2 separate regions of the Mus musculus genome follow, and region 2 is linked to region 1. Evidence: chromatin loops called from intact Hi-C (ENCODE). Cell type or tissue: heart. All regions are shown on one strand. Links, peaks and the distances in the headings refer to the core of each region. The heading gives the core; the rest is flanking DNA. Region 1 overlaps Rap1a (RAS-related protein 1a). Region 2 holds the start of Gm46838 (a long non-coding RNA gene).

Region 1 (16,361 bases), core at 5,527-10,526:
TTATTTTAATAATTACCCATAATCTATCTTCCTTCCTTCTTTCCTCCTTTCCTCCCTTCCTTCCTTCCTCCCTTCCCTCCTTCCTTCCTTTTTTTCATTTTTGAAGCAGTGTCTCTTTATGTAGATAAGGGTGGTCCTTAACTCACAAGAGACCTAGCTGGTTCTGCTTCCTGACTGTTGGGACTAAAGGTGTGTGTCACTATGCCCCAGCCTGTGAAAGTCTTTTTAAAAGGACCCCCTCAAGTGCATTTTTAAAGCTGATCTCAGTGACACACACACACACACACACACACACACACACACACACACACACCTGTAATCCCAGCACTCAAGAGACACAGGTAATTAATTGTTCAGCCATCAGGAGAGAAACTTCCTCCTGTACCAGATGGGAACAGATAATAGAGACCTACAGCCAGACATTACAGAGTGAGAGACCTTGGGGCACTCAGCCCTAAATGGGATATCTCCATCAAATTCCTCTCCTCTGAGCTCAGGGAACCCTGCAGAAAAGGAGAAAGAAAGTGTAAGACCCAAGCAAACAAGGCCCTCTAAAGGAACATGAGCAAAGCTCATATGAACTCACAGAGACAAAAGCAGAATGCACAGTTCTGTACCAGGTCCTCAGTGATTATGTTATGGCTTCCAGTTTAGTGTTTTTATGGGATTACTGAGTGTGTGAACAAGTGGGTCTCTTTATTTTGTGCCTTCTCTTGGGCTTTTTCCTTTGTTGGTTTGTCTTGTCCAACTTCAATGTGCTTCAATGTGATAGGTTTTGTTTTATCGTTTTTTTTTTTTGTTGTTGTTGGTTTTTTTTTTTTTTGGTTTTTCGAGACAGGGTTTCTCTGTATAGCCCTGGCTGTCCTGGAACTCACTTTGTAGACCAGGCTGGCCTCGAACTCAGAAATCCACCTGCTTCTGCCTCCCAAGTGCTGGGATTAAAGGCGTGCGCCACCACCACCCGGCTTTTGTTTTATCTTATTATAAATTATTTTGTTATATATTTCTTTAAAATGAATAAATGAATGACAGGCAGGCAGGCAGGCAGACAGACAGACAGACCAACCGACCTAGTCACTAGGGTAAAGGTTAACAACTGAACTGTTGTAATCCTGCTGGGAGAGGGAAAATCAGTTTTCTCCAATGGAGTGACACTGGGTATATCAACCACTACAGAGAAGGCCTCATGTTCAGCATAGTTGACCAACATATAATGGACTCTACAGTTGGGTGTGTGTGTGTGTGTGTGTGTTTGTGTGTGTATTTGGTTACAGTTGGGTGTTATTTGTTTGGGTGTGGTGCTTTGTTTTCTTGGTTGTATGGTTGTAACGGGTTGGGTGGATAGGAAGGGGAGAGGATCTGGAGGGATTTGAGGGAGGGGAAGGATATGGTCAAAATATAAAGTTAAAAATTGTTTTAAATAACAAAAAGTATAATAAAAAAGAACTTTCAAATAAATTCACACACCAGGGTGGGGGAGGGGCAAGAGAAATGAAAGTTTGAGGCTAGCCATTAAGTAATGATCTTGCTATATTTTATTTAAAAGTGAGATTTTAATTACTCTTAGTGTTCTGGCATGTTCACACCTAGAATAAAGGCTGGTTGTACTAAATCTGCAATTCATGGTGTACACCTGCCCCTCCACAGTTCAGACAGGATTGCTCCCAAGTACTAGTAGATTTTCTTGGAATTAAGTGGTTACTAGGTTAATTAGGTTCATTTTAGAAAAACTGATCTTGGAACTAGAGAGATGGCTTTTTGGTTAAGAGCAAGCAGTGCTCTTCCAGAGGACCTGGGCTTGGTTCCCAGCATTCACACTGGGCAGTTCACAACTGCTTGTAACAAGAGCTCCGCGTTCATGACACCTCTGGCCTCAGCGGGAACCTGTGTCAGGTGCACATAACCACACACATTCACTTAGTTAAAACTAATAACAGTAAATCCTTTTGAAAAAAAGCCCATCTTGATTTGTATTAGTGCTGTTTATCAAAGTGAAAACAGCCCTTTCTCTGATAGTAGTTTTTTTTTTTTGTTTTGTTTTGTCTGGTTTTGCTTTTTTTTTCCCCCCCTTGGTTTTTCGAGATGGGGTTTCTCTGTGTAGCCCTGGCTGTCCTGGAACTCACTCTGTAGACCAGGCTGGCCTGGAACTCAGAAATCCGCCTGCCTCTGCCTCCCAAGCACTGGGATTAAAGGCGTGTGCCATCACCGCCCGGCTTGTTTTGCTTTTTGAGACAGGAGTCTCACTGTGTTGCCTTCAGCTCTCGTCTTCTGCCATGCCCTCTCAAGTCACTGAGGGCTTGCTACTCTGCTCGACTAGTAGTATCTTTTTAATGGAATGGTTATAAAAACCTAACATTTTAATTGTGAATTTATAGGCTGAGGTTTATTATTTAACCAAGTTGAAGATTTCATGCTTTGGCACAAGATACAGCTTTCATGAATTTTAAGTATTTACACAAAGCTGCTCTTTTATCTTAGCATCACAGTTACAAATGACAGCTTTTGCTTGAGAATTCATGCATTATGACTTCAGACCTCCCACCAAACCATGAGTAGCTTCACTATAGCTCTTACCCTGCTGACTGCCTACTTTGTTTCCTGAAGACCGAAGGTACAGTAAAATCGCAAACTAATTTAATAGATAGTGCATGAAAAGAAGATATACAATTTTAATTTAGTTTTGAGCTAAAATATGTGAAATAATACAAAAATTACAATGTATAATGGACATTTGTATTTTATAAAACTTAAAATATTTCCATTTTCTTACTCGTTTTCCATATATTCTTGCCTTATTAAGTATTGTGATGTCAGTACCCATAGGACTTTAATTAGTAATGGCCACATGATAACAAGGATTATTTAACGAGTCTTTCAGAGAATACATCTCCACTGCTTATAGAAATTGGGAGATTTCATTTTTATGTTTTGTACTCTTAACTAAAAGTAGATTGTCTTTCAGGAAAGTATCGAGTATTAGTAATATGTAGAAGCCCATTTTTTACTCTCATTCTTTTTGCCCTTTTAATAATAATTTCTCAGTTTAAGCACTAGAGCAATATGGAAAATTTTAAGTCAATTTAGAAAAGTTAATTTTTATGAAGTAATAAATTGCAGAAGCAGTAAATACAGATAATCAAAAAGTATAGAAGATTACAAGTAAAATAAAATGACTATTGATTTGTTATTTGTCCTGAGAGAAACTTCTATTAAAACATACATTTTTAAATTTTAATTATTATTATGAGTATTTTGCCTCATGTATGTCCATGCACTACATGTGTGCTGTGCCCAAAAAAGGGCATCAGATCTCCTGGGACTGCAGTTACAGATGGTTGTGAGCCACCATGTGGGTTCTGAGAATCAAGCCTGTTACTCAGGAAGAACAGACAATGCGCTTAGCCACTGAAACATCTCTCTGGCTTCCAAAATACGCATTTAAATATTTTGTAATTTTACTTTATTTTTTGGAAATGTAGGACAACAAATCAGGGTCTTGTGCATCCTAGGCAAGACCATGGCCTTTTAAGAGAGGGGTCCCCTATGTAGCTCAAACTGATTTCAAACCCAAGATCCTCCTTTCTTAGTTTCCAAAATGCTGAGGATACAAGCATGTGTCACCATCCTCAGCTAACAGCCTCTGTTTTAGCTTTGTATATTCACAAGCTTCTAAATTCAAGTATGAGCTGGGAATCTGGTGTAATGGTACATGGCACATGCCCAGGATCCCAGTATTTAGGAGGCAGGAAAAACACTTTGAACTATGAAATACATAGTGAGATCCTGTGTTTAAAAACAAAACAAAAATACAGATAAAGTGAAACACCAAAAAAAATAAATAAATAAAAATAAAATAAAACTTCAGGAAAGACAGTGATTAAGTCCATGGTACCATGGTTTTCTTTAGCAAGTTGTATGTAGATATAAATAGGCAAACATTTTTATAATGTTTGTAATTCTCTTTTTAAAAAAAAGTACCATTGCAAACTTGATTATTCCAGTTTTGGCTCATCTAAAGTTTATAATTTATTCAGGCACTGTACTGGCTGGTTTTGTGTCAACTTGACACAGACTGGGGTTATCACAGAGAAAGGAGCTTCAGTTGGGGAAGTACCTCCATGAGATCCAGCTGTGGGGTATTTTCTCAATTAGTGATCAAGGGGGAAAGGCCCCTTGTGGGTGGCACCATCTCTGGGCTGGTAATCTTGGTTCTATAAGAGAGCAGGCTGAGCAAGCCAGGGGAAGCAAGCCAGTAGAGAACATTCCTACATGGAGCTCTTGCTTTCTGACCTGCTTGAGTTCCAGTCCTGACTTCCTTGGTGATGAACAGCAGTGTGGAAGTGTAAGCTGAATAAACCCTTTCCTCCCCAGCTTGCTTCTTGGTCATGATGTTTGTGCAGGAATAGAAACCCTGACTAAAACAGGCACTATACAATGACTTTTAACAGTGGTCTCCCTAGGTTATTATATAGAGTGGAGAGGTTTGTATTAATAAGTAATGTGAATCATAACATTGTAACTCTACTGTTTGCGCACATGTTTGTGGCACACACACACAGGTGGGGGGACATGGAAGAAGAGGAAAAAGAAACTTATGAGTTAACATTTCATCTTCTGAGCTTCAGGGCTGGAGGAGGGTGGAGAGCGGGGAGGGAGAGGGCATGCACACCACAATTCAGCAGGAGACAGGAGGACTGGTGTCTATGAACTCATAGTATATAATAAGACTTGATAATGACAATAAGTGATTGTTACTGGTGTATGCTTCTTACATTCTACTCAGAAATTACATGTATGGAGTAGAAATGCAAAGCATTCTAGTTACACTTCCACTCAAAGACAAGTTGTCAAGTTTCTAGACTCTATCTGTGCTCTTCCTGCTTAACTTGTGTGTGTTTACTATAAAAGAAGATGCTATGTTTTGCTGGCAGCTGGTGAGCCTCATATATCTCTTGCTCACCTTAATTCTTGATTAATCATTTATCTTTGTCTGGTTTAATCTTTTATTTCATTCATCATAGTCCCAACACACACACACACACACACACACACACACACACACACACCTACCACTACCATTTAGCTAAGCTATTCAGTAGGTTATGCCATCTAGGGCATGGGCAAGTGCACTATGATGTTTCACAATGAAGACTCCTAGTGACTTAATTTCTCATATCCCTGCCCTTAAGTGACATGTGACTATACATTATTACAGGGAAAATCAACATCATTTGTGTAGTGCAAATTACAAGATGGCTGATAAGTCAGTATGATATTGAGGTTAACAACACAGTGTTAGAGCCAAACTGCTTGGATTATAATCATGATTCTATGATTTATGTCTGTTCTCATTGGTCAAGTTAGTTAATTTTATTACCTAATATAAGATGAAGATAATGGATCTCTACCTCATAGGAATGTTACAAGGATTGAAAACATAGTACACAAACAGTGTTCAAAACACTGTTTTGTACATGGTAAGTTGGCAATAAATAATAGTTACAGTCAATTTATTCTTTTGCAAGGGCTTACTGTATAGCTCAGCTGGCCTCCGGCTTGTGATTCTCCAGCCTCAGCCTTCCTCATACTGAAGACTGTACAACAGCACTCACCCTTTGTTCATTCTCTTTTCTTTCTATTTTAAATCATATTTTCTACCATTTCTACCTGTTTCTTGTCCATTTCCCCTGATAATATATTAATGCTTGCTTCAATAAATTAGACCAGGAAGTAGCAATTTTTCTCCATAAAAGGTAGCAGGTACTATATATTTTAGACTTTTAGGTCCATGGGGTCTCTTGAATATAGTCAACTTTCTATATCTGTACTTTCACCAACAGTGGGGTCAGAAACTTTCTGTAAGTTGTATCTTCTGAGAAACCTCAGTTTTTCTTCTTCAGGCCTTTGTGCAGTTTAGATGTTGCTTACCCACATTATTGAGGATAACATCTTAAAATGAACTGCCTGTAAATGTTAACCACACTTGCATAGTTACTGTAGAGCGGTACCAAGATGAGATTCCTGTTAGAATAACTGAGTACTGTAGCCTAGCCAGGTTGGTACGGCTCTCAAACAGTTCAGTAAATATTTATTCATCACAAAGATGAACAAGTGTTGGAAATGATGAATAATGAAAGCAGAAACATATGTTGGCTTGAAGGATAACAGAATAACAGAACTTAAGTTGAAATAAACAGGTAGAATCCCCAAGAGGAATTAGAATTAGGAATTAGGTATGTATGGGGTCCTTGACTTCACTGTGCAAGTGGTTTTCTTCTTATTTTTTTAAGGTGTACCATAGTCAAAATTAATGGGCTTTATCCATTAATTTTTCTTAAGATTAGCTTCCTGGGAAACTCATTGTAATGGCCTTACTTTGATTTTAGTTCATATTTCCTTTATTCAGTCCAGAGAAGGACACCTTGATTGACATTCACATCAAAACTGTATTTATGGAGATAAGGGTTGCTTTCCAATAGAGAATGAGAATACCGTTGTTGTCAAGAAAAGGGGCAAGAGGGACAATAGAGATTCAAAAATAATGTAACTAAATTCACCAGCTCTTGTTCCCACAGAGGGACAGGTGGTAAAGACCCAAACCAGGCCCAGAACATGTAAAATTCCACAAGCTCAGATAATGAGTTGAGGTCTTCACAGACATCATTGAAACTTGAAACTTTTGGGCCTTCTAATCTTTACAGAAATTATTCCTGTGCTTTAAAAGCAAAGATTTTTGTTCTGTATTCATTTAAGTTGTGTTTCTTATATTTCCTAAAGTGCATATTTGACTAACAACGGATAGAGAGAGGATATAATGTAGTACGTGAGGAACGTAGGCGAGGGTCCCCAGTCGCCAGCTACATTCTGAACACGTGGTTTTGGCTTGCATTAGAAGATGACTTGAGAGGCGTAAGTTTGTACAGTGACGAAAATCAAGCCCCTTACCTCTTCCTTCAGTTGGCCAGCCTCCCTATGTACTACTAATTCTCCTCTGAGTTTTCTTTGGGGAAGTCTGTTAAGAAGTGATGAGGGCCTTTATGAACACAGTGGAAATAGAGACAAAAAAGAGTAAATGGTTGAAAACAGTGTTTTAGAAAATGAAATTTGTAGAAGTAGCTTAGCTACCAGTCTCACAGATTGTAAGTTTTCTAGCTTTCAGGACTTGCAGAAATACGAAGGACAAGTAAAGAGGATGGCATCTGATGTGAGGACAGGTTCATGAGACTTGAGGACAAAAGATGATAGTGACCAGATTTGGTATATCAAGGTAACTCAGGCAGAAAGACAGACACTGCATATTCTTTCTTTTTGTGGATCCTAGCTCTGGAGATAGGTTTGAATACTGAGGAATTTTTCCTTATCAATTGTGAGTGTGTGTCTAATGTACATAACATTATTAGTCTCTCTAATTCGTACTGTGTTGAGAATTTGCTCTTCAGTGAAAATAGCTGCCCTATTTAGTGTCCAGGTCTAAGTTTACATATAAATTCCTTTGTAATCCTTATTCTTAAGATATATATATATAGTAACAATGTTAATATTTAGTAACAATAGTTTCCATTTTGTAGAGCTTATGTTTGTATGCTTAAACTTTGTCATTTAATATGAAAGTAATCTTGGTAATTTAGGGTTTATTCTCATATACTACATTTTATTTTTTAAATATATCTTAATTACTTTTTTAAAGTAGATATTTGCTTTTCCCATAATTATGACTATTCATAATTTTAATTACTTTTTATGAGTTTTTTTTTTACTTTCAGAGACCTTCATTTGAATGTTTTTTAAAAACATTTATTTTATGTTTATTTATTGCATATATGTATATACATGCTGCGTGAATGTCAGGGTAACTCTCTGGAATCAGCTGTGGTCCCAGAATGGAATTCAGTCAGGTTGTTAGGCTCAGTGACAAGTGTCTTCACCTGCTGAGCCATCTCACTGTCCCAGGGTGTGGATATCTGTGACCCTTGCCCACTGCTTTTCAGCACACTGGTATCAAATTCAAGGTCTTGTGTTCTACTTTCTCAATCTAATTTTCTCTAACCTACCACAGTAGGATCTCCTCACACATTCTAGATAAGCATTCATTCTATAACCAAGCTAATTTCCCAGACTGCTATCTAATATTTCTTTAGTTGAAAGAAAGATACAGTTCATTAAGAACTCTGGAGAGTTGGTTCAGTAGTTAAGAGTATTGGCTGCTTTTCCAGAGGACCCAGGTTCAATTCCCACACCCACATGACAGCTGACAATCACCCTTCTCTCCATTCCTAGGGGATCTGATGCCCTCTTGTGGCCTCTGCATTCACTGCACAAAGTGCACAGTCTAACATGCTAACTCAATGTACTTAAATAAATAAAAACAACTTTTTTTAAGAACTAGAATTAAAGAGATAGAACTGTGATTAAGAGATATTTTCATCAAGCAGGTTTTTCCCAGTGTTCACATTTTATTTCTAGTCATAAACACTTCTAACCAAAATGTTCTACTCAGTAATTTTCATGGTTAAATGTCTTAAGAACTTGCTCAGAATCACATTTTCTAAGAGGCTTTCATTGATGCCTGCAAACAGTCTCTTATTTTCTAGATTTGATGTAAACAATCGGGAATAATGAAAGTGAAGGTAGGGATAGTTGGTTATGTTGATGAAGATAAGTAGAGCTGAATAATTACAAATTATTTCCTGGTGCCATTTTTACCAACAGACAGTATTTCAAATATTTAATGTATTCTGTTTAGCAAGAATGGTAGCACATTTTCAAGCATTTTTTAGATCTGAAAACAGATCTAAAGTCATTGGTTTGGGCTTTATTTAAAGAATTCAGCCATCGTGAACAAAGAAACCTACTGAAACAGGACCAATTTTGAATTTTTAAGATAGCAGATAAAATTGATAATGAGAGTGAATCTATGAAGGAAGTATTGCCTTGTAGATCAGCCTGTTCTATTCTATTGGGTTCTGCTTATTGAGTCCCTTTTTTTTTTTTTTTTTTTTTTTTTTTTTAATTACCTTCTGGTCATTGGATAAGGAATGAAAGTGAAAGCACACATATTTTTTTCTTGCTTTATGTTTTTGCTGTGCTCATACTGTAGAAAATGATACATGATAAACACACTATTAACTTTACTAGTCCATAGGAAAGCTAGCATTTTAGATAGAGTTTAAGGTAAGCCTGCAAGTACCAGTCTTGTTCTTGGCTTCTGATTCTGGTTCCATAGATTATTGTGGGTGGTCGTTGGTAAAATACTTTTCCTTCCTGACAGCCCTACTTTTCCTCTCTCCTTCCCTCTCTCCCTCCCTCCCTCCCTCCCTCCCTCCCTCCCTCCCTCCCTCCCTCCCTCTGTCCTTCCTTTCTTATTGCCTTTTGAGACAAGATTTTACTCTGTAGCTAAAAGCTGTAACTCAAGCTGGTCTCAAACTGTGTCTCAGTGTCTCAGTTGCTGGAATTTCGTGAGGCTCCACTTCACACTGCTTTCTAACTTTACACTTTTTAGCTGTAAAATATGAAAATGTCATTAAAAAGGTGCACTCTTGTTATTTGTGGATTGGGTAGGACTGGAGATTGTTTTGTGTGTGCCTGTTTGTGGACACCAGAGGACAACCTCTAGTGGTTTTCTTGGGCTGCGGTCCACTTTTTTTTCCTTCAGTCAGGGTTGTTTGCTGCCTGGAACTCACCATTTAGGTTAGCCTTAGGAAAAATCTGTTTCCACTTCCCTACCGCTGGATCTATACATGTGAGCCACCAGGCATGCCCACATTCACACATGCACTTACACACACACAAACAGCACACACACACACTGATGGTTGGTTTTGTTGTTGTGGGAACTTTTGTTTTTATGAGTTCTGGAGCTTAAACTCAAGCCCTTGCGCTTGCAGATAAACCATTTTATTAATTGGGTAATAGACTCAAGTCTCTGGGCCAGCATTTTTTTTTGTTAAAGATTTATTTATTTGTTTAATATATATGAATACACTATAGCTGTCTTCAGACACACCAGAAGAGGGCATCAGATCCCATTACAGATGGTTGTGAGCCACCATGTGGTTGCTGGGAACTGAACTCAGGACCTCTGGAAGAAGAGCTGGTGCTCTTAACCACTGAGCCATCTCTCCAACCCTAGCAATTCTTATGTTAAGAGGAATAAGTCATTCTTGGGGAGACAAGCACTTCATTTTCTTACCCATACATGAATATAATCAACTGGGTTTACTAGTGGCTGAGAGTATAATGGTGGCTTCCCAGAGACTGGAGGAGTGGAGTATAGAGAAGGACAGAGTGTGGTAAATTAATGGTACAATGTTACAGCTAAACAGGAAGCCAAGGTATTCCAGACTGTAGATAATGACAGTGTGTTTTAAAAGCTAAAGAAAGAGATTTAAATGTTCTCATCACAGAGATAACAAACATTTGAAGAAGTAGTACACATTGAAACACCACATGGCATCTCTCAAATAGGAACAATTTTTACGAGTCAGTTAGATGACTCATAAATTAGGGTCGTGCAGATAAATTATCATGGTCTATGTAAAGTCCCTTTATTTTCTTATTGGTGATCAATACTTTGCTACTGATTATGATTTTGTATATGAAGTAATTGGTTGCTTCTCATAAAAGTTTTAATAGGCAGTTAATATTTAAAGAATCTAGGAAACAGTATTCCTCTTTTCCTAGAATGAACTAAATATTTAAAAGAGTGATTATTGTCTTAGATTCCTATGAGCTGGGCATTGGTTTGGATGCTTTTAATTAGACTTAATTAGTCTTCATACCATTCAGTATCTGAAACCAGTTTGCTGATTTTTATTCCTCTATTAGAAGGGCTTTAAAAAAATCACTGTCATGTTCTTTGATGTCATTAGGACTCAAGAAAAATAATTGTTATGACTATGAAGACCCAGAGGACTCTTGTTTATACTTATTTTGTACTTACTTTAATTATACTTCCTTTATATATACTTACTTTAATTATAAAAATTTGGTTTATACTTACTTTATACTTATATTTACTTTAATTATAAAAATTTGGTCTTGGTTTACAATTCTTCCTGCATTGTATATGAGTGATGGTGCATCTCACTTGATCTTGAGTTCTGTGAAAGGCAGCCCAGATAGCATCACTGAGAAAGAGCTGCTTCAGAGTAGAAAGCTAACTGCCATTTCTTCGTTTTCACTCTGCTGTATCACAGCTTCTGTGCATAGTCACTTCCTACAAAGATTTAATCTTTGTCGAGCAGTTTTGAGGTTCACGGCAAAGCTGGGCACACAATACAAAGGTTCTCACATGCTGGCTGCACCTCTTCCTCCGTTCACAGCAGTGCCCAGGAGAGCCACTAGGCTGGTGGATGAGCACATGGCACATCATTATCACTGAGTGACACACTGCACGATGATCATCTTCTTTCCATGGGTTTGAACAAACGTGTAAATGATAATGTTGTTTGTACATGATAGTACTATATTGAGGAATGTCAATGCTCTAAAATGTGCCAGACTCCCCCTTTTATTTGTTTTGATTGTATATAAAGTAAGAAAAAAACAGTAAGTTCTTTCACATTGTATTACTACACTTTTCACCTTATGGCTTTAAGATTCAGAAATACTTGATTTCAGCAGGTTTTCAAATTTTATGATGTTTAACAATTAATTGACTATAAGTAAAATTTTGAATCACAAAATCTGCTCTGTATAGTGTGTGCATATCTTGTGTGTGTATGTGCACACATATGTGAAGGGCAGAGACATCCTTGGGCACCCTACAACTTCTCCAAATATGCTAGACAAGCTGGCCCTCCAGCTTTTAAGGCTCAGCCATCTCCACTTCCCAACTTGCTGTCAAAGGACTACAGGTGTTCTCCACCATGTCCTGCTTTTGACTTGTGAGTGTTCTAGGAACCCACACTCAGGTCCTCAGACTTTCCAGGCAGGAGCTTTACTGATTCAGCTGTCTCCTCAACTATGTCTTAGAACACTCTTAGACAAGTGACTCACGGTAGTTGCTTTTTGTCTTCCCCTATCTCTTTTCTGTTATTTTTGGGATAGGATCTTATTAGTATTATAGGTATATGCCACACTGTGCCCTGGTGAACTGTCCAATTTGAAAAACAAAAGTGATTTTGTACTTACAGAAGGAATTTTCAAAACTACCGTGCATTATGTCATATAATTCCTGTAGTGAGCTGCATATATATTTTTACACATTTCTTAAATTAATATATAGTTACATTACTTTCTCTCTTCCTGTTTCTCCAGCATATCTCAAGTCGTCTCCTCTTTCCATTCCCCTACTCTCAAATTAATAGCCTCCTTGTCTTTTTATTGTCATTGTTATACATGTATATATATAATCTTGTACACACACACACATATATACACAAGTGTATGCAAATACAAATGTATACATACAATCTGCTGAGCCTGTTTTTGGTGTTTGTATGTATATGGTTTCAGGGCTGACCTTGTTGTATTTGGATAACCAATTAGGAGGCTATCTTAGTTACTATTCTACTGTTGTGAACAGACACCTTGACCAAGGCAACTCTTAGAAAAGGAAGTGTTTACCTGGGGGCTTGCTTACAGTCTTAGAAGGTAGGTGTTTTACCTGCATCTATGCCTGTGTAAGGATGACAGATCCCCTGGAACTTGTGTTACAGTTGTGAGCTGCCATGTGGGTGCTAGGAACTGAACCTGAGTTCTTTGGAAGAACAAATGACTTAACAAGCTGTAGGAAATTGGCTAGGTTACTAGTGCAAGACATGATTTTCCTCCTGTTGAATTGACCTTAAGTCCACTTAGCAGTTGGTTACCACCAAGGTGTGTGTGCCATCTATTGCCCCTCTAGTGGAGTGCTGTCTCGGCTTCTTTGGTGGCTCATAGGTACCACAGCTGAGCAGGACTACTTGCTTTCCTTCCTAGGCAGCTTGCATAGCTTGTATTTTCAGGTCTGGAAGCTAGACTGTAAGAAGGAGGCTTTCAGGTTATCTAATCCAAGTCCTGTGTCCAAAGTATGCAGTGTCTCATTCACAATATGCAAAAACCTCAAAGAATACAAAAAACAAAGAATCTCAAGAAATAAATAACCCAATTAAAAAGTGACTAGGAATCTAAATAGGATTTTTCAATAGAAGAAATATAGTTAAGAAATACCACAAAAAGAAATAACTTCATGGGGGCTGGAGAGATGGCTCAGTGGTTAAGAGCACTGACTGAAGGTCCTGAGTTCAAATCCCAGCAACCACATGGTGGCTCACAGCCATCTGTAATGAGATCTGACACCCTCTTCTGATGTGTCTGGAGACAGCTACAGTATACTTAGATATAATAATAAATTAATTAATCTTTAAAGAAAAAAAGACATAACTTCATTATCCTTAGCAGTTAGGGAAATGCAAATCAACAGATTTGAGATGTCATCTTATCCCACTCAGAATGACTAGCTAGATCAGCAGAACAACTGACAGCAAGTGCTGGGGAGGCTGTGGGGAAAGGGAAAGCCTCACTCCCTGTTGGTGGGTGTGCAGATTGATACGGCCACTCTGGAAGTCAGCGTGGGGAATCCTTAAGAAGCTAAAAATAATCTACCATGTGACCCAGCTATACCACTCTCTGGCAGATACCCAAAGAACTGGACACCCTACTCCAGAGCTACTTGCTCAGCAGTGTTCATTGTTGCCCTATTCAGAATAACTAGGAAATGGAAACAACATAAATGTCCCTCAGTAGATGAATTTATAATAAAAACATGTGGTACATCTACACAGTAGAATACTATTTAGCTGTAAGGAAAAATGGAATCATGAAATTTGTAGGTAAGTGGATAGACCTAGGAAAAATTACATTGAGTGAAGTAACCCAGACCTGGAAAGAAAAAACAAAACAAAACACTACATGTTCTTTCTCATCTATAGTTCTTAGCTCCAAATCCAAATATAGAACATGGAATAACCACAGAAACCAGGAAAGTAGAGAGAGACCATGGCAGGAGTGCCTGGCAGAATAGCAGGATACAAGTGATATGAAACAGGAAACAAAAATGGAAGGGGGGGTCTAAAGACTGAACTCTCTTGGTGGCAATCTTAGAGGTCCTGTTGGTGTGTGTGTGTGTGCTTGAAACATAAAAGTTTTGAATTTTGATGTCCAGTTTTTTTTTCCCTTTTAGTGGTTGTGTTTCAAGTGTCATGCCTCCAAAGTTATTGCTAACCCGTGTCATGCAGTTTCTATCTGTGTTTTCTTCCATGGAACTTTACTTAAGCTATATCGTTTAGAGTGTGAGCCCCATTTGGTCAGTTTTAATATACAAAATGGGATCATTCGTTTTTTACATGTACATCTGGTTTCCTGGCACTGTTTATTGAAAAATTGTCCTTTCCTGACTGTCTCCTGTAAAACATAATTTGGCTGTGTTTGTGAAGATTTATTTCTGAGGTCCCTATTTTCTACAATTCCTCTATATATTCATTTCTACACTGTTAAGAACATGAGGTTCTTAATAGATGTGGGGGTGCCTGCCTCTAGTCTCAGCACTTGGGAGGCACTGAGGCTGAAAGATGGCTTCTAGTCTACATAGTGAGTTTCATTCCAGCCAGAGATACATAAAAAGACCCTGCCTCGTATACTCATATAACAGCAAAATACTAACTTCTCCTTTAATTTCTTTTTTAAAACTTGGAATAGTAGAAATATATTGTTTCCAAATATTTGGAGATTCTCATATCTTTGCTACTGATTCTAAATTTGATTCTATCAGTTAGGATATATTTTGCTCCATGCAGTTAATTTTTTTATTATATATATTAAGTACGCAGCTTAATATTATACATATTAAGTACACAGTTTCTTAAAAGACTAAAGATCATAATGTCTAGAACTGAGAAAATAAGTAAATAAAGTTATATAAAAGAACAAACATAAAGACTTGTTATATATTCAGAAAACTGACTTTTTTAAAGTTCACTTATTTAAAAATATTGATACAGGATGTAAGCCATTAACTATTGCTTCACTGCCTTAAAGAACAATTTTATTAGTGCTGCTTATGTGGAGAGACGAAAACTACTCATGTGACTATCATGTCTTAGTGACACAATTCAATGGGGGCATTTTTATATTATGGAAAAGATAACAAGTTTAAGTATTGATCATTTTAGAAATACTGCCTAAACATTTAAATATACATTCCTTCCCCAATCTATTCTAATACAGTTTATGGACTATTAAGTCAAGCTTCAGAAGTTAAACTTTTAGCATTGATATAGTCAAGCTGTAAAAGGAACTGAGACTGGATTCTGACAGTTTTTCTTTCTTACATAGAGCACTATCTATTAGAAATGAGGATGTTAACTATTCCACACTGGAATCAGTTTCAAAGATGAGGCCAGGAAACCATGAAATGGATTGAAAAGGGATGAAAAGTGATGGGGAAGAGGAGCAGGCTCACCACAGCAGAGCATAGCAATTTCGTGGAAAACAAAAGGCATTTTGTATGGATTAAATTCCCTTACATTTATTGAGACTTGTATTTATAGTATAGAGTATTTACTCTGTTGGTAAATTTTTATATCCCCTGAAAAACAATATATATTCTATTGTTGTTGGTGGAATATTCTCTGAGTGTGGGTCAACCCTGTCCTTACTGGCTTTGCCTATTAGATCTGTCAGTTACTGACAGGTGCTATCATCTGTCAGTACAGTACTATTATTATAAGCAAATGTGAGAGATTTGTTTCTGTTCTCCTTGTTTATACATTTTGGTATGTTGTGTATTCATTTCCAGCAAATGTTATTTGTTAGATCAGCAAAAGGAAAAGTGAAGTTTATGGTTTAAACCATTGTCATTTCTAAAGAATCTCACAGTTCTTGCAAGGTAGGCCTGTTGATGACAAATCTGTTCAGTTGTTGTTTGTAGAAGTCTTTTCTCCCTCATTTTGAAGGATAATTGACCTAGATACACAATTATATTGCGGCAGATTTTGTCTGAATGATTTAAACATTTTGCTTTATATCCTTTTTTGTGGTTGGAAGAAAATTCTGATGTAATTCTTATCTTAGCTCCTCCTCCCTCTGGCTCTTTTGGCCATTTTACTCTTTGTTTTATTTTCTTGCTGTCTGAGTATCTGCCCAAGTAGATGTTTTTATGTTCACTCTACTTGGTGTCCTCTGCATTTTCTGAGTTTGTGGTTTAATGTTTTTCTTGTTTGTTTATTTTTTAGCAGTCTCCCCCTCTTCCCAGATCCTCTGCTTGGCTTCATCTTCAACTTGGAAACTAATTCTTGCCACCTCCACTGCAGCTGCTTTGGTCCATGCTGTCTTGGGTGCTTGCGGTTGTCTTCATTCTTCTTCCTGCCTTTGCCCTTTAT
Region 2 (16,361 bases), core at 6,089-11,088, 53 kb before region 1:
ATCCATCTCTGTTCTTGCTTCAAGCCCTCAACCTGGTCACCTTCAAGTTCAGCAATCAGCTTACTTCCTGCTTCATAAGAAAATGACTGTCACTCCATTGGCTCCCAAACTACCTAGCCAGCTCCTAAGCATGCTGTAGAACTCGGCCCTTTCCTCTTTCTCTCTTGGACTATTCCTATGTCCATGAAGGTCTCATTCTATGAACTGATCCCTGGATTCTTTTCATCCAACTTTCCCCATTGCTTGGTGTTTCCTGGCAGTAAATATTCTGATCTCTCATTGAAATCCAGTTAGGCATAATGGTGCATGCCTTTGAGCCCAGCACTCAGGAGTCAATGGCAGGTGGATCTCTGTGAGTTCTAATTCAGCCTGGTCTACACAGAGAGCTCCAGGACACTTGGGAGTATGTAGAGAAAACCTGTCTCAAAAAAATAAAGAAATAAATAAAAACAAAAAATAAAACTTGCAGCTCTCCATTCTCCCAGCTCTAGCTGCTCCTCTTTCAACTTTTCTGCTTCTTACAGTTGTCTTCATGTTCACCCCAACTCACTTGAAAGTCTGCAACAATCTGGGAAAGGTGCCCCCTTTGCTGATAAACTTGTCTTCTAAGTTTGCTAATTACCTCTGTCCAACCTTACTATCCCTGACTGACCCCTCCTTTTCAATTTATTTAGAACTCTACAACCTTCCTCCTTGACATCTCTTTCCTTTCGGCTTTTCCCCCACTTTTCATGTATTTCTCGGTGTGAGTGTGTGTGTGTGTGTGTGTGTGTGTGTGTGTGTGTGTGTGGCTTCTTATGTGTGACTATGTGCACATGCTCAGGCACAGATGCATGTGGAGGTCAGAGGTTAACCCGGGGTGTCTGTCCTTGGTCATTCTCCCCTTTATTTTTTGAGAAAAGATCTTTCAGTTAGCTCATTTATTAAGGTATGCTTGCTTACAAATGAACTTTGGGGTTTCGCCTGTCCCTACCAGACATTGCTGGGGTGATGGGCTCCACACCCCAACACCAGCTTTTTGCATGTATTCTGAAGATCCAAACTCAAGTCCTTGTGCTTGACACTTTACCAGCGGAGCCAACTTGCTGGCCTTGCTTTATTCTTTGGTCAGTCAAGACTCTTTGCTTTGAGCTTTTGGTGCTGCCTGGCCTATTTATGGGCTTTCTTTGGTGATATTCTATCAAACAAACTAATTCCACATATCACCTACACCTTCAAGTCAGCGTGTCCAACCCAACTCTTTCTACATCAATAACAAGTCATCATCTTTGCCTGTCACCTGCCACTCTTCATGCAAGGTACTCAGCATCACTGTCCACATAAGCAGCAAGTTAGACATGTATCCATTCCCTTGGATTTACCCCTCTCTCCCCTACAAACCTGATCAGATACTCAGGTGTAGGGCTCTGTGACCTAAGATCTCTGGATCCCTTCTCATTGCTTCTACTTAAGCTGAGGACTTTGTCCGCTGTCACTTGCATCAGAGCGCTCTGCTAATTGCTTCTTCTCTACCCCACCTGCCACACTCTGCCAGTGGCCAGGTGACTTCTAGAGCAATCTTTAGAGTGGATATGAAACCAGAGTGAAGCAGCTGTTTGCATGCTTAAGGTACTTTGCTGTTTCCCAGGAACCGCAGGAGAGAACTGATCCTCACAAGATCCTTTATGTCTGCCTGCCTGCAGCTTGAAAGTCTTCTTCTATCAAGTTCTCAGCATACTTTCTTCTCATACTTGACTGTACACACATGTTGCTTCACTCCTGAACCTCCTGACACACTCTCCAAGCCTCTCTCGTCTGGTGCAGATCAGCAACTGTTGAATGCCCTGCCTTAGCATCTCTTCCTCTAGGGAGAGTCCTTCCATACTCTCCCCAAGTTGAGAGTATATGTGGCCCACCTGCTTGTGTTTACAATGCAAACTCCATTACTACATATCACCAGCCCTAAAGAGCCTTCTCATTAAGGATTGGTCCCTGTCTTTGTTCTATAAGAACAAACCATACACAGACCTAGGTCTCTCGTATCATCACTGATTAGCCCATAGGTCTGTCCTCTATGAATTGTAGTAAAATAAAATATATCACTTAGTTTTCTTCTCCTCACCCCATACTGAGAGTTGAACTTAGAATCTCACAGATGCTAGGTGAGCACTCTATTCCCACCCAATGTAAATTAATGAATTTCTAGTCTAAAATTAAGTCAAGCAAGTAAAAGACTGTTTATATCAATTGAGGTAAAATTTGTAGATAAACTAAGTTGTAATAATTGTGAAAGGAATGTAAGAAACATCTTCTTATAGTTAGCTATGTTTATTTATTTATACCTTTGGGTTGTAGCATCCTTTTAAGTATTAATACAATTATTACTAACATTTTATCTTTTTTCCTTGATTTTTTATTTACAGTTTGTTTCGTTCTTGAGACAGTCTCTCATTCTGTGATGGCCTCAAACTCACAGTCATCCTTCTGCCTTAGTCTTCTAGGTTTTGTATTTTCAGATGTGAGCCACTACACTTGGCTTATTTTCTTAAGGACATAACTTTTTAAGTGGAAAAAAACCCCTAGTTTACTAGGAAAACACCTTAATCTGAATGTATCTACATTCCAATGGAGCTTGCTATATGAAATAAGAGTCCAGGCACTGTGGTGGACTTTAGCTAGCTTATATTTTCCCACTTTGTTGTGTATTTGAATTTCTCCGAGGTTTCATCCCAACCTACCTTTCACCATTACTCCGTGCTGGGTCATATTCCAGTGCAGCTGAGCTTCTAAACACTCCCAGAGCTGCTCTATTTTCTACAGTGCACTGTTTCCTCTGCCTGGGCCTGGCTTCACTCCATGGAGAATCTCTTGCCCCGTTCCCACCTGCTTACCGACTAAGCACAACTCAAGTGTTAACACTTCTAATGCTTCTCTGATTCCTTTCACCCTCTCTAGATCCACATGTCATTTCAGACCTCTTATTATATCTGGTTTTACTTTTTAACTTGTCAGGAGCAAAAATTATTACAAATTAGGCTGGGAAGAGCACAGTGCTACTTTGCCGAGCATGCACAACCACACCTTGGGTTCAATCCCAGCACTGCAAAAACAAACAAACCAAACCAAACCAAACCAAATGTTACTTTAAAGTATTAGTTTTAATTTTATACTGAGGTTATTTTTCTAACTATTTTTGTTCTTTTGTTTGTTTATTTTTCGAGACAGGGTTTCTCTGTGTATCCCTGACTGTCCTGGAACTGGCTCTATGGACCAGACTGACCTTGAATTCAAACATCTGCTTGTCTCTGCCTTCTGAGTGATGAGATTTAAGTTGTACGGCACCACCACCCAGCCTCTATTTTAGCTCTTGAAGACAATATATAACTCCCAAGAGAAAATATTTGAAGTGCAGTGAAAAATATCTTATATTCACCTTGACACCCTTAGTTCTATATTACTCACTTCAGGTGATAGATAAAGTATTATATGAATAGTTCTATTAATCTCTTTAGTCTCATATACTGCTATTTTGACTATATATATATGCATATATATGATCTCTGATGTAGTTATGAAAGAAGTTGCCTAGGGCTTTCCTGGGAACTATGTTCTTACTAATGGAGTGTTCTATCTGCATCGTCAACTTTCCTAGTTCTTGTCCATACTGCCCTCAGTACCAGGCACTATTCTATGCTGTGGAGATTAGGCTTGTAAATAAAAGGAGCTTCCTGATCTTGTGCAAATGCATTCTAGGGGAAGTGGAGTGGGTGCAGATAACCCATAGAGCTATATCTTTCCCACATCTTTGCCAATATTTAGACCTTTTTGTCTTTAATTTTACTTATCCGACATATAAAATGATTGATTTAATTTTAATTTGACCATTTGGCTTATCTCCAGTTATTAATACACTTGACCAGTGATTTCTAATTTTAATTTTCCAAGATTAGCATGTCATTTTGGTTTGTTGTTTGTTTTCAGTTAGGGGAATTTTTGAGATGGGTCTCAATATGTTACCCAGGCTGGCCTTGAACTTGTGATTTTCATGCCTCAGTTTCTCTGGTGCTAGGACACAATTTATGATGCTATACTTGGCCAAAACCTTTTTTAACAATAAAAAAATATTTTTAGTTATGTGTATATGTGTGTGCGGGGGTGGGGGGGTAGGCATGTGTAAGTATGTACAGGTACCCAAGGAAGCAGAAGCATCAGGTTTCCTGGAGATGACATTGCAGGCTATTGTGGGCCACCTGATATGGATGCTGGGAACCAAACTTGGATCCTCTGCAAGAGAAGTAGGTGTTCTTAACCACTGAGCTGTCTTTCCAGATCCTAGAAATATGTTTTGTTGTTGTTGTTTGTTTGTTTGTTTTTTTCCAGGAGTGAAGGGTTGAGAAAAGGTCTAAGTATGTACTTTTAGCTGGCCTGGAACTCACTATGTAATCAGGCTGGTCTGGAAATCAACAGAAATCTGCCTGACTCTGCCTCCCAAGGGCTGGGATTAAGGTGTATGCCACCATAGCTAGTGAAACACACACACACACCCATTATCTTTACAGTTTCTAATTATTGGTTTCTCCTATTTAGGATCACATCTGATATTTACATTTTAACCTTGTATGTGTGGATTTTGGTATGCTGTTATTATAATAATTTGTAGTTTGTCTTGAATTTCCTAGGTAGATAACCATATTGATTGTAAATAAAATTACTTGTTCATTCCTTTTAAATTCTTACATGCTTAATTTCTTTTTATCATGCAGTTCTTGCTAGGACCTCCAGGGCTGAGCTTGTAGACATCAGGGATAGTCTCATACTATTTCATGATTAAGTCAGCACATACATTCTATTGTATACATTGCAAATGTATGGTGGATACCACCTAACAAGCTAAGGATGCTTCTTCTATAACTATGCTGATAACATCTAATGTAAATTAAATTTCAGAAAATGTTTCCTCTCCATACATGGAAATGATCACTATTTTTCCTTCTTCAAGGTATAAAGTAGCAAATTAATATGTTTTCTAATGTTCTAATTGTGTTCTGAGAGAAGTCTGAACTTATGTTAATTCTGATTCACTGCTGGATTTAATTTTCCATACGTTTGGGTTTTTTTAGGAATTTAACATCTGTATTAAATGAGAAATGGGTCTATAAATTTTCTTTTTGTCCTTTTCCTTTGGTACCAAGATCATCCCAGCATCCTACAAAAAGTTGTGGTCAATCTCTCTTCTCTGCTTCTTTATCTGTGTGCTGGAGTAGATTTATAAGACTGGGGAAACTTTTTCTTAGGCATTTGGCTACATTTACTTACAAACCTCTCAGTCCCTTGTGTGCTTTATTTTTACTTTATTTTGTTTTGTAGTTGGATGTTAAGTTACAAGTACAACTGCTTAGAAATAGCTGTAGTTCTTAAATTAGATTTTCTATTTCTTCTTGAGTCCACTTTGGTAAGTTTCATTTTTCTAAGGAACTGGGTATGTCATGTAATTGTTCAAATTTACTTGTATGAGGTTTATGACATTCTTCTTATTTTATAAATTCTGTTATATATGTATATGCATATATAAATGATTTTCCCTTTTAATCTATCTCAATTTTATTAGTCTTTACTGCTTGCCAAATTCTGTTTTCTTGACAGTTTCTATTATAACTTATTTTAATTTTGACTTCTATTATTTAGCATTTGCCTCCCTCTGCCTTCCTCTGTGCTGCTATCCCTTTATCTTGAGCTCAACACTTACAGCTCCTTAATTTCTGATTTCTTAAAATTTCTAATGAAGCTTCTTTCAGGAGAACCTGGGAACATATTTTTATTTGTTATTTGCCACTGTACACATTTTCTAATTTTAGTTATGATTTGTTTCTTCATTTGTATGATTATACCTAAAGCTACTTAGAATTGTGCTTTATTGATAGAGACTGGAAGATCTCTGAGTTCGTCTATAGAAGGCATTCCAGGTTGGCCAGGGCTACAGAATGAGGCCCTGTCTCAAAAATTAAGTAAAATAAAATAAGTCAGGTATTTGGGTTTTGTGTTGAAGTTCTTTGTTCCCCCTGAGTTTTGAACCTAGAGCTTTGTGATGCTAAGCACGCCCCCTACCACTGCACTGTATCTCTAGCCCATGATTTACTCCCAAGGCTATTTGAAAGTGATGTTTTTTAATTTGTAAATGCATGGTATTATTATTTTTATTAATTAAAAGGATGTAATCTCCATGGTACTAAAGTCTTGTTGCCTTGGACTGTGATGGCATGAGCCATCAAAAACCTGGATCTTTCTTCTAGCCCATCAAATACTTGGCTTCATTTGCATACTGCTTTGTGTTTCAGTTTCCAGAAAAGTAGTTGCTCTTAGCAGCTATATGCACTCTCTACATCATGAACATCCCAGCCTCATGAGAAGGAAGCAAGAGCCCAAAGTCAATAACCTCAAAATTCAACATGAGTTGTCCTTAATAGCTCCTTTCTCTCCGAATTCAAGAGTTCAGCTGAATTCTGGAATCACTTCTTGGAAGCAGCCTCTAGCCCATGCCCCAGCTTTGGACCTGGACAACTGGCTCTAATATTCAGTATTGGGGAGAATATTTGTCTGATAAATGAATGCATAATTAGAAAGGAATGGATATGCCCAGTGGGTTCTCATTCATTTTGTAAGCCTTAAACTACAATCAAAGGACAAATATCACAAATAGTAATTTTATATTTATTCCAAAGAGACTGGAGCTGGAACAAGGCAAGTTAGCAGCAGAAGCACCAGGAATGGAGCATCCCTAAGGAGAAAGATTTGTAACCATATTCTGAAGCCTTTCAAATGCATTCTCCAAATCCTTCTGGACGACCTGACATGTAGTTTCTAGGTTTTGTTTGCTTTGTGGTTGCTGGGAATTGGACCTAAGGCATACTAGGCAAGCATTCTACTATTTAGCTGTAACCCTGGCTCACACATGTCTCTACTGTTCATGCAATGTCTCCCTGTTCTAGATAGCAGCCACTCCATACCAAAATCAGTCCACAGAACAAATCCAGATAGATGAGATAAAGGTTCGCACACATTTTGGAAGCAGGGGTCAGAGAACAGGGAATGATCAGATTGTGTGTTGTAGGCTGGGCTTAACTCTCAAGTAATTGTGCTTTCCACCCTGTTCTTGGCCAAGTCAACTCGGCTTGGGTGTGGTTGCTTAAAAATATTCCCAAGGAGCAATGACGCTTCCCCTGGATGCCTGAACACATCATCTCTGTTGTTGAGAACTTGTGGCTGTGTGTCCAGGACTCTCAATGAAGTTTTAATCAAAGCCGTGCTTCCTTTCCATTGTTGCTTTTGGAGTGGCCTTGCTCAGGAGCGCTGGCGTGGACAACAGCACCTCCGTTGACCTTTTCCACAGCAGTCCTTGAATTTCTGCCCCACCCCCTCCCATCTGCTGGCCCTACTTCCTCTCTTCTCTATTTTGGCACCACTGGGAGTGGCTCTTCTCAGTAAAGTGGCTGAAGGGTAATGAACCCAAAATACCTAAGTAGCAAATGAGTCACCGAACTTCCACAGCTGGCTGTGTTGTGGGTAAATAGCAGAGAGGAGGTAACTGCAGGGGTGGGGGTGGTAGAGGTGGCTGACAGCAGGCTGAGGGGGTGGGTGGAGGGGGCAGAGAACTTGGTTGGCTTGCCTAGGTGAGATCAGCACTGTGGCCTATCACACCCTGACTGACTCAAGCTAAGCCCAGGCCCCCTGGGAACTGCTAATACTGGGCTGTCTAGTAAATCTCAGCTGGACAAGGCACTACACTGATAACCCTCTTTTGCGTCCAAGTTCTGAGTCTTGGAGTTTGGAATTCTCTAAGTTGCTACAAGGCTGCTAAGCCAAAATGGTATTTCTCCAGGCCAGCCCATTTTTAGATTTATGATATCTCAGTATCAAGATTTAGGACCAAATTTAATTTAATTTTCTTTTGTATTGTTTTGTTTGCTGCGCTTTAAAAAATGATAATCTCCTCTCTCCTTCTCTCTTTCTCTTTCTCACTCCCCCTCTCCCTCTTCCTCACTTTCCTCTTCCTTTCTCTCCCCTCCTGTGTGTGTGTGTGTGTGTGTGTGTGTGTGTGTGTGTACCTGTTACTGCATGTATGTGAAGGTCAGAGGAAAACTTCTGTAAGGTGGGCCTCTCCTTCTCCCATGTGAGTTCTGGGGATTGAAGTCAGGTGGACAAGGTAAGCAGAAAACGCCTTTTTTCGCTGAGCCATCTCAGGAGCCCTCACTGAGCTTTCTAGAATGTATCTTTTGCCTAAAACTTTAACTTGAAGTATAATAGTGCAGCTGAGATGCCCAGTCCAGCATTGTGATGAACTAAGAAGCTGCTGAGACATTTCTGGTTGCTGCCTCATCAGGACAGGACCAGCTTTGCCTCTGAGAACCTACTCGGTGTCTGTCCTGGTGAGAACCTACTGGGTGTCTGCCTGTCCTGGTGAGACCCTACTGGGTGTCTGTCCTGGTGACTTAGGAGATGATTCCTGCTTCTTGTTTTTCTAAACATAAAAAAACCCCGAGTGGGCTAAGCCCTGAGCACTTGTCTAATGGTCTGATTTCATGGAGAACAATCTAGTCAGCCACTCTGCTTCTAAGACCTAAACTGACACAACAAGAAACAAGGGAGGGAGGGAGGGGGTAGAAGGAGAGAAAGGAAAATGGAGAGAGAGGGGGAGAGGACAAAAAAGTATCTGTGCAAAAAACTAGGACTAAGAAGCATCCAGGACTCCTAATGTGATATGACTGCAAGAAGAATTTTGAAAACAAAAAGAAACATTAAAATGTCCTCTGAGAAAGATGATATTAGATCATGGGGAAGACAGGATCTGATCACTCGCTGTCTGCTTTCTCCTTTAGTTCAAAACCAGGAACTTCTGGAGCTAACTTTCAAACAGAGACAAAGTTAGTTGATTCAGTGCTGTTCCGCTTGACTTGCCCCTGCAGTGGGGCCTGGTGTCAGTCTAATGCTTATCTCCTGTAGCTCCCCCACCCCCAGCCCGCATAAGTGGAGAACCAGATGCCATGACTTGGAAGGAGAAACCTTGATCTCACCCGAGAGTGGGAAGACACAGGCCACATGACTTGGCAACTAAAATGAAAACAACTCGAAACACACACACACACCACCACCACCACCAGCACCACCAGCACCACCAGCATCACTACCACCACCAGCACCACCAGCACTACCAGACTTCAGTCTTAATTGAGGCATAATTTCTGGTTCCTATTTAGTTATTTGGTTTCTGAAAACTCCTCCCTTTTGCACACCAACTAGAAAGCAGCTGAGAATTCTCCTTGGAAATGAATGGTTCATTTGAATCATCTTGGGAAAGTGTATATTTCTTATTGGAAGTCTTCATTTAAAAATGCTTTTCAAAACTAAACAATCAATACACACCTGCAATGAAAATACAATAAGACCATTCTCAAAATTAACTATACTTTCAAGCCTCACACAATAACTATTTTTTTCTTTTTTGAGACCAGGTTTTACTACATATCCCTGGGTGTCCTGGAACTTGCTATGTCTGATCTTGACTTCAAAAATCTACCTGCCTCTGCTGAGACTAAAGACAATTGCCATCACACCTGGCCACACACTAACATTTTATGAATATTTTCTTCTGATCTTTCCATGGGCACAGACTTAGTCATTTAACACAGTTAAACTCATTCTGAATGCATAAAATTATATACCATTTTCTCTGTTATATGGTAACGTATCCAGTCATGATTGTTTATTATTTTTATTTATTATTATTGTGTGTGGGTGTGTGCTGTGTGGAGGTTATAGAACAACTTTGTGGAATCAGTTCTTCCTGCTACCTCTACATGGGTTCTGAGGTTCGGCCATCACATTGCCAAGCTTATGCAGCAAGCATCTTTACCTGCCAAGCCACTTTACTGGCTCATCAACTATGGTTATTAATGGATACAATCAACATTAAATAATCAACATTTCAATTAGTCAGTGTTTGTGTTTTGGACATTAAATTTGTTTCCATAATTTTTTTTTAAAGTATGACGTTCAAAATTTGGAGACTTAAAAAGATTTCACATAAGCTTTACAATTCAACGATTTGGTAAGTCCCATTAGCATTTGTTTCAATAACCCAAAAGTTGCAGATGAGCCTTCAGGATAGATTCATGGGGGAATCTAGCAACTCATGAGAATATAGCAATCGCCTACAACAATAGCCCCAGTCACCTAGCTTGTATCCCCCTTGTATTTGTGATCACAAGTCTTACCTCTAGTGCAACATTTTCAAGGACTGTGTGTGTGTGTGTGTGTGTGTGTGTGTGTGTGTGTATGTATACCATTTTCACTCTATGAAAAGCACAGTAAAGAAGAGGTAAAGTCAAAGCCGAGGATCTTGTTTTTTAAGTATAAAGGGCCAGATTATCACTTATTCTGATTTGGGTTTCCTGGTTGAGGCACTTGCCCGTGAGTTAATGCTTTTGAATTCTAGTTAAGGTAGATTGAAGGAGATGGAATTTGGCATCATTAGGATGAGGTAGAGTCAGCTGTGGATATAGTTTTTCATTGCCATTTAACTCCCAGTTATATGGCTGTCATAAATCATTCCATGCAAATGTTTTCTTTCAAAGATGCCCTGTGCCATACAGAGCACAGTTCTGGAGTGTGTGCTTGCTATTTTTCACATTTTCAAGGGCCTGCCTGATCAAAACAACTTAAGGAAGGAAGGGTATATTTGGGTTCACAGTTGGAGGATACAGTCAGTCTATCAAAGTGGAGAGGCAGTGTGACGGGAGCCTGAGATGGTGAGTTGCTTTAACTCTGTAATCAGAAAGCAGAGAAAGACTGTCCCTGGTGCGAAGATCATGTCTTCCTTTTTATTCATCTGGAAATTCCAGCCCATAGAACAGTGCCACCAACAGCAGGGACCCTATCTAGAGGCTTCCTCACAGCTGTGCCCAAAGGTTGTCTCCTAGCTGATCCTAGATCCAATCGAGCTGACAATCAATATTATCTCTCCTGGTGCTCAGTACTAAATACTTCTCAGGGCTATTTCACATAAGAACCTGAAACTCAGAGGCAAGTATTCTTCTCCCTGTTTTCTATGTGAGTCGATTAAAGAGCAGAAAAGTAAAATATAACCCAAAAGCACATGGCTAAGAAACATTTGAGTTAGGACTAGGATCCAGGGCTAGCCTCAAAGCTTATGGTTTTCTATGACATAGTGCTACCTCACTCATGAAACCTTATAGACAAGTATCAGCATAACTCTAAAAAATGTTTTAATCCTTGTCCACCCAAGGTAAAGTGTTCTCCAAGACCCAGGCTCTTCCATAATGAGAACAAACTGGAGGCTCTTGAGAGGACTTAAAAGATACCTCATGAAGAAGATATCAGCCAAGTCAACTATAGATGATGGAAAACCTTCGTCCCATGGAGGCTCTGACAACAAAGATGCCACAAGATGGGACTTCTGCTAGAACACTTGCTTGCCTGAGCATGTGCATCAAGCCCTGGGTTCCTTCCTAGCACCACAAAATTAAAAAATAAACAGGACAGCGTCTCTCACTCATTTACTCCAAAACCAGTCCTTGGAACATATTATGGTTGGTGATGGTAACGGAAACTATTGCTTCTGCTGCAGTTTTTAAATGAATCATTAGAACATAACATGACTGGCTATTTTCCCACTGGACTTTAGTTATGTAATATTAGGGACTTCTCCACTGTTACGTTTTTATTCTTAGGACAGTGTATGATCTCTAGTAGATTGTCTTATTCCATTTGGATTGCTATAATACAGACTGAGTATCTCCAACAGAAATTAATTTCTCACAACTCTGGAAGTCGGGAAGTTCCAAGAGACTCTGTCTCTTGCCAGCCTGCTTCCTGGTTTATGGATAGCAGTTTTCTCACTGTTCTCTTATGGTAGGAAGAACTGAGAAATTCTCTGGGCATATCATTATTAGTTTATCTAATATTGTGTGCTTGTGGGCCTTCACACATGCATGTGCCACAGTGTGTATTAGCAGGTCTGAAGGCAACTTGTAGGACTTGTTTCTTTCCTTTAACCATAAGAGTCCCAGGATGAAATTCAGGTCATCAGATTTGGCATCTGTAAGCCATCATGCTGGCCCCACATTCTCTTTTATAAAGACATTAAACCCATTTGTTAGGATTCTAGCCCACAGTCTAACTACCTCGGAAAGTTCTGCCTTCAACATCATCAACCATGGGGACTAGGTATCAAAATATGAGTTAGGAGAGGGGATGGATATTACTAGTTAGTCTATAGCCTAGATGCTCCAGAAAATTTGTTATACATATGGCTGAAGATATTATCTGGCCCAAAGGCATAGGTTGGTGTTAAGGATAACTTCATGGACTTCATGGACAGAGGCATCTTCTAGGGTGTATGGGTTAAACCAAAATGGCCCAAATCAAGAAAAGTGAGGGAGTCTGTGTGATCAGTTCCCATGTTTAATATCCATCATACACTCCAGGTCATAAGTGTGAAGTCATCCGAAACAGGAAACGGAGGCTTCTTCTCACTTGCCCTTGCATAGAGTTACGATAAATTCCTTTCTTCTCCATGACTCCCGAGTATAACTGAGTTTATGCTAGACTTAAGTAGGCAAACCCCTTCTAGAGAGGGAACTTCCAGAATCCTGCTGGCTTCTCCAAGGAGAAAGCTAGGCTGAGTGTGTGGAATGAGCCAAGTCTCTAAGCAATTAATATTGTGGCTGAGAAATCAAAAGCAAGACTATTACAAATAGATTTTGTCATAATCCTATAGCTCCCAAATGTGGAAACTCCAGGCCAGTCCAGGTCCCGGCAGAGGCTCATCTGCTATCTTCCCAGTGCAATGCTTGTCTGTTTATATTTGCTCATTTCCCTCACAGAGTGCCAGGAGAGAAAAAGTGATCTTTGAAAAATTCATCTGCTAGTATTTATGCAAACACTTTTCTCTCCAAGTGTGGGTTTAGCGATGTGACCGAAGCAGACACAAATGCCTCCAGCAGACCCCAGGGGAATTTTAATGAAGAAACAAGGTTGTAGGGGAGATGTTCCTAACGTGACAGAAGTTGTTGGTTGAGGGGCCTGAAACAACTGTCTTCAAACCAGCAGCGTTCAATGGAGTAAAAGTTATAGCTTCGAGCTCTAGCTTTGGAGGTTCATTTAAATTGGTTACACACCCTTTACTGAGTTTCTGCCATAGTATATTGGGCAGGTGATAAAAATGTAAGATCTTTGGCTGATAACCCAGCTGTCATTGGTTCTGAGACAGCATCCTGCTGACATAAGGAAAAAGGAGAGCGAAGAGCCTCACTCAGTTAGGTGTCACTCTTCGCTACATGGTTTATATGCAGGGCATAATTTAAGAACGATTAGGTTTTGTTGTGACAAAATACCTGTTGGAAGAAACTTGAGGAAGAAAAGAAGGAATGTTAGTTCACTGTCTAAAGGAGATAGTCAGTCCATCATGGCAGGGGCAGGGGGAGTGGGGAGTGGGGTTGGAGGATGGGGAGGTGGGGGGGGCCTGATGATGGGAGCGAGTTACATTGTAGCCACAGTCAAGGAGCAGAGAAAGAGATGCAAGCTGACGCTCAGCTTACTCTCTTCTTACTCCCCTTCATAGTCAGCTGAGGATTCTAGCCTGTGAGATGGCACCTCCTGTATTCATTTAAGCCTCTCCTTAAATGCCCGTACAGGAACTACTAGATGTGTGTCTCCGGGGTGATTCTAAATCCAGTTAACAAGGAAGAGTTATCATCACACACACATACCTATCCTACGATGATGTTCTCTGTCTTTCTCAGAAAGGCTCACAGTGGACACGCAACTTGCTTGGGTTTGTGCAACTTCAATTGGTTTAAAAACTCACACTCTTCTGCACAATGCAGAACACATTTCTGAGGTTTGAAATATATGACATTCATTTATTAGGATCTAAATAGCTAATGTGTTGAATGCTTCCTTCAATACAGTTAAGTCTAACATTCTGGATATATGGAAACAGACTTAAACTTTGTTAACTATGTAGTGAGGTGCATACCACTGTTATACCATTTTAAGGGTAAGAAATTGGGTTTGTACAAAAGTTGTGTAGAACACAAAGAAATAGAAGAGGCCACATCTTTGAGGGGAATTTGGAAGCATTTTCTACTATAACACACACACACACACACACACACTCATGAGCATGAGCATGAGCATGCACATGTAAGGGAGCCATTTAACCCAAGTCTACCTTGACATAACAGGGGACGATATTCAGTAAACACAGTATTTTCATTCCTCTAGTCCTTTTTGTAGCCCCCTTTCCCATGAGGCCCCATCTGGAAGCTTAGCAACCTAGTGAGTTGGTCAACTATTGCTGGAAAAAAAAAATCCTCCACACTTCCACACTCAAGTTCAAAAACTGAGCCTCTTCTTTGTTTCTCTGGTATCAAAAGAACATCCTCTGCCTGGGCTGGAAGCCAGTAGACCTCCTCTCCTGCACTGCTGGGAAAGGATGTAGGGGACAGCCACATGCCAGGCAGGAAGTCTCTGTGTCGTCTGATGCTACTCTTCAGGATTCTACACGGCATGAGGTAAATCAACAGAACACCCAGCTTGACCAACTGCCTTGATTCCTTTGTTAGGAGACCACTGTGTCCTCAATCTGACACTGCCTTGTCTATGAGGGCAGACTTGTGGAGGAGGTGTCCTGGTAGACTTGGCCTCAGAATTGTGGGGCCATTTAGGAAGAAGGAAGCAGGGTAGCAGGATCGAAAGGACTCTTCACCTTATCTCCAAGACACACAGGTCAAAAGACATTGTTCAAATAGCTGAATCAGATTAGGTTTGAAACCTTAAGGAACTAAAATTACCCCTTCCCCTCTTGCTACTCATCAGGAGAGGGCTTATAAAGGACACCATAGTGGTTTAGAAGAAAAGAAAACCGTTTTCTTTACACATCTGGGCAGAATGAGTAATTCTGCAAGTCTCCTCTACAGACGAAAGTGGAGCAGATGCAAGTTTCAGCTGCTTAGATCAAACCAAGGCACTGCAGCTTGTCTATATCCAGCTTCATGATGGGAGCAGGTGACAGCTCAGTCCCTCTCCAGTGAGGTACACACACTTACTTTCAGACAACATAAGAACCCACTTGAGCCAGACAATGGTGGCACCCGACTTTAATCCCAGCACTCAGGAGACAAAGGTAGGTAGATTTTTGAGGTCAAGTTCAGCTTGTTTTACAGAGCAAATTCCAGGACAGCCAGGGCTACACAGAGAAAGCTTGTCTCAGGGGGAAAAAAAGGAGGGGAGGAGGAAGAGGAAGAGGAAAAGAAGGAGTAAGAGAACTCACTTATCACTCTTACAGTGCTCAGTGTGGATAAATGACTTTTTTTTCTCCAGCAAGGCCTATGGTGATAGTGGGGTCTTTTGTATCTAGTGCCCGTGCCCATGCCCATGCCCATGGGTGTTCAGGCGCTCACTATTGTACCCCTGGGAAAAAAGATCTTAGTCCACAGTCACCCCTCACTCCCAAGGGCAGAGGAGGATGCTAGAGTCATGCTGAGAAGGAAAGAGAGGGATGAGGATATGTGGTGAGAGACTTAAGAGTGATAGTCAGTAGACTTGTCTTGCCATTAGTATGGCTCAGCATTGCAAAAAGTGGCTATCCCTCTAGGAATAAAAAAATGAGAAAGAAGAATTTTTTTTCTAAATATAGACACAGACCTTCATACCTCTGTCTGATCTTCCCTTCTATTAGACAGGAGCAGAAGGGACAGTGAATAGCTGTCCAGATTTGGAAGTTCAGGCTGCCCCATTACCATTTCCATCCTTTGTATCCTTGGGCAAGTTTCTTAACCTTTCTGTTCTTCCCCCGAACTTTCAACTGTAATAAATAACTATATCTTCCAAGTAGGATCATTGCAGAATTAAATGACCCATATAAATATAAAAAATAATGTCTGGCAGACAATAAACCCTTTATAAATTCATCTGTTTTATTTCTTCTATGAATAGAGTAAGAGAGGAATGATTTAAGGCATTCTTAACTTTACTGACAAGCCATTAATAATTCCATTTTCAACAAACAAGTCTTAGCACATTCCCTTCACAGAATCGTCCATCTTCTTAATACCAGGACCAGCCCTTCACAGTTTGCATTAGATTCATTCATTTAAACCACCAGCTCTTTAGCCAATGAGGATTCTTAAATGACCATTCATTTCCTCCATGATATCAGGGACGGCATGAGACAGTGAACATGGAGACTGTGCTCACAGACAGTCTTCTTCCTGTGGACAGACTGCAGGACCCAGTTCTTCTTCATTCAGAGCGGGCACTTCAGCAAGGCAACTGGAAAGAAAGTGGACTTTGCAGTCAGGAAC

What was found. Peaks named below come from ENCODE experiments on the same cell type or tissue, not always from the same donor. Only the 100,000 strongest peaks of a DNase experiment are listed, where the experiment ranks them.
Region 2: it touches region 1 in a loop (3-fold over the local background); 2 of 42 quality-filtered maps call a loop at or near these places.

What each region holds. Positions count from the first base shown.
Region 1 is chr3:105,763,658-105,780,018 of GRCm38, reverse strand. All of the region lies in intron 1 of Rap1a (RAS-related protein 1a), which reads left to right. Among named protein-coding and RNA genes, the nearest start is that of Rap1a, 30 kb to the left of the region's middle. In heart, for the core only: a CTCF peak has its summit at 8,298 (motif pointing left); no DNase peak of the experiment used is centred there.
Region 2 is chr3:105,816,950-105,833,310 of GRCm38, reverse strand. Gm46838 (a long non-coding RNA gene) reads left to right here and starts at 7,458. Exons shown (of 2, transcript XR_001784065.2): 1 at 7,458-7,557; 2 at 11,279-11,544. Gm5547 (predicted gene 5547) reads right to left here. Exons shown (of 3, transcript NR_045845.1): 3 at 15,952-16,329. In heart, for the core only: no CTCF peak of the experiment used is centred there; DNase peaks (open chromatin) are centred at 7,320 and 9,020; H3K27ac peaks cover 935 bases; H3K27me3 peaks cover 967 bases.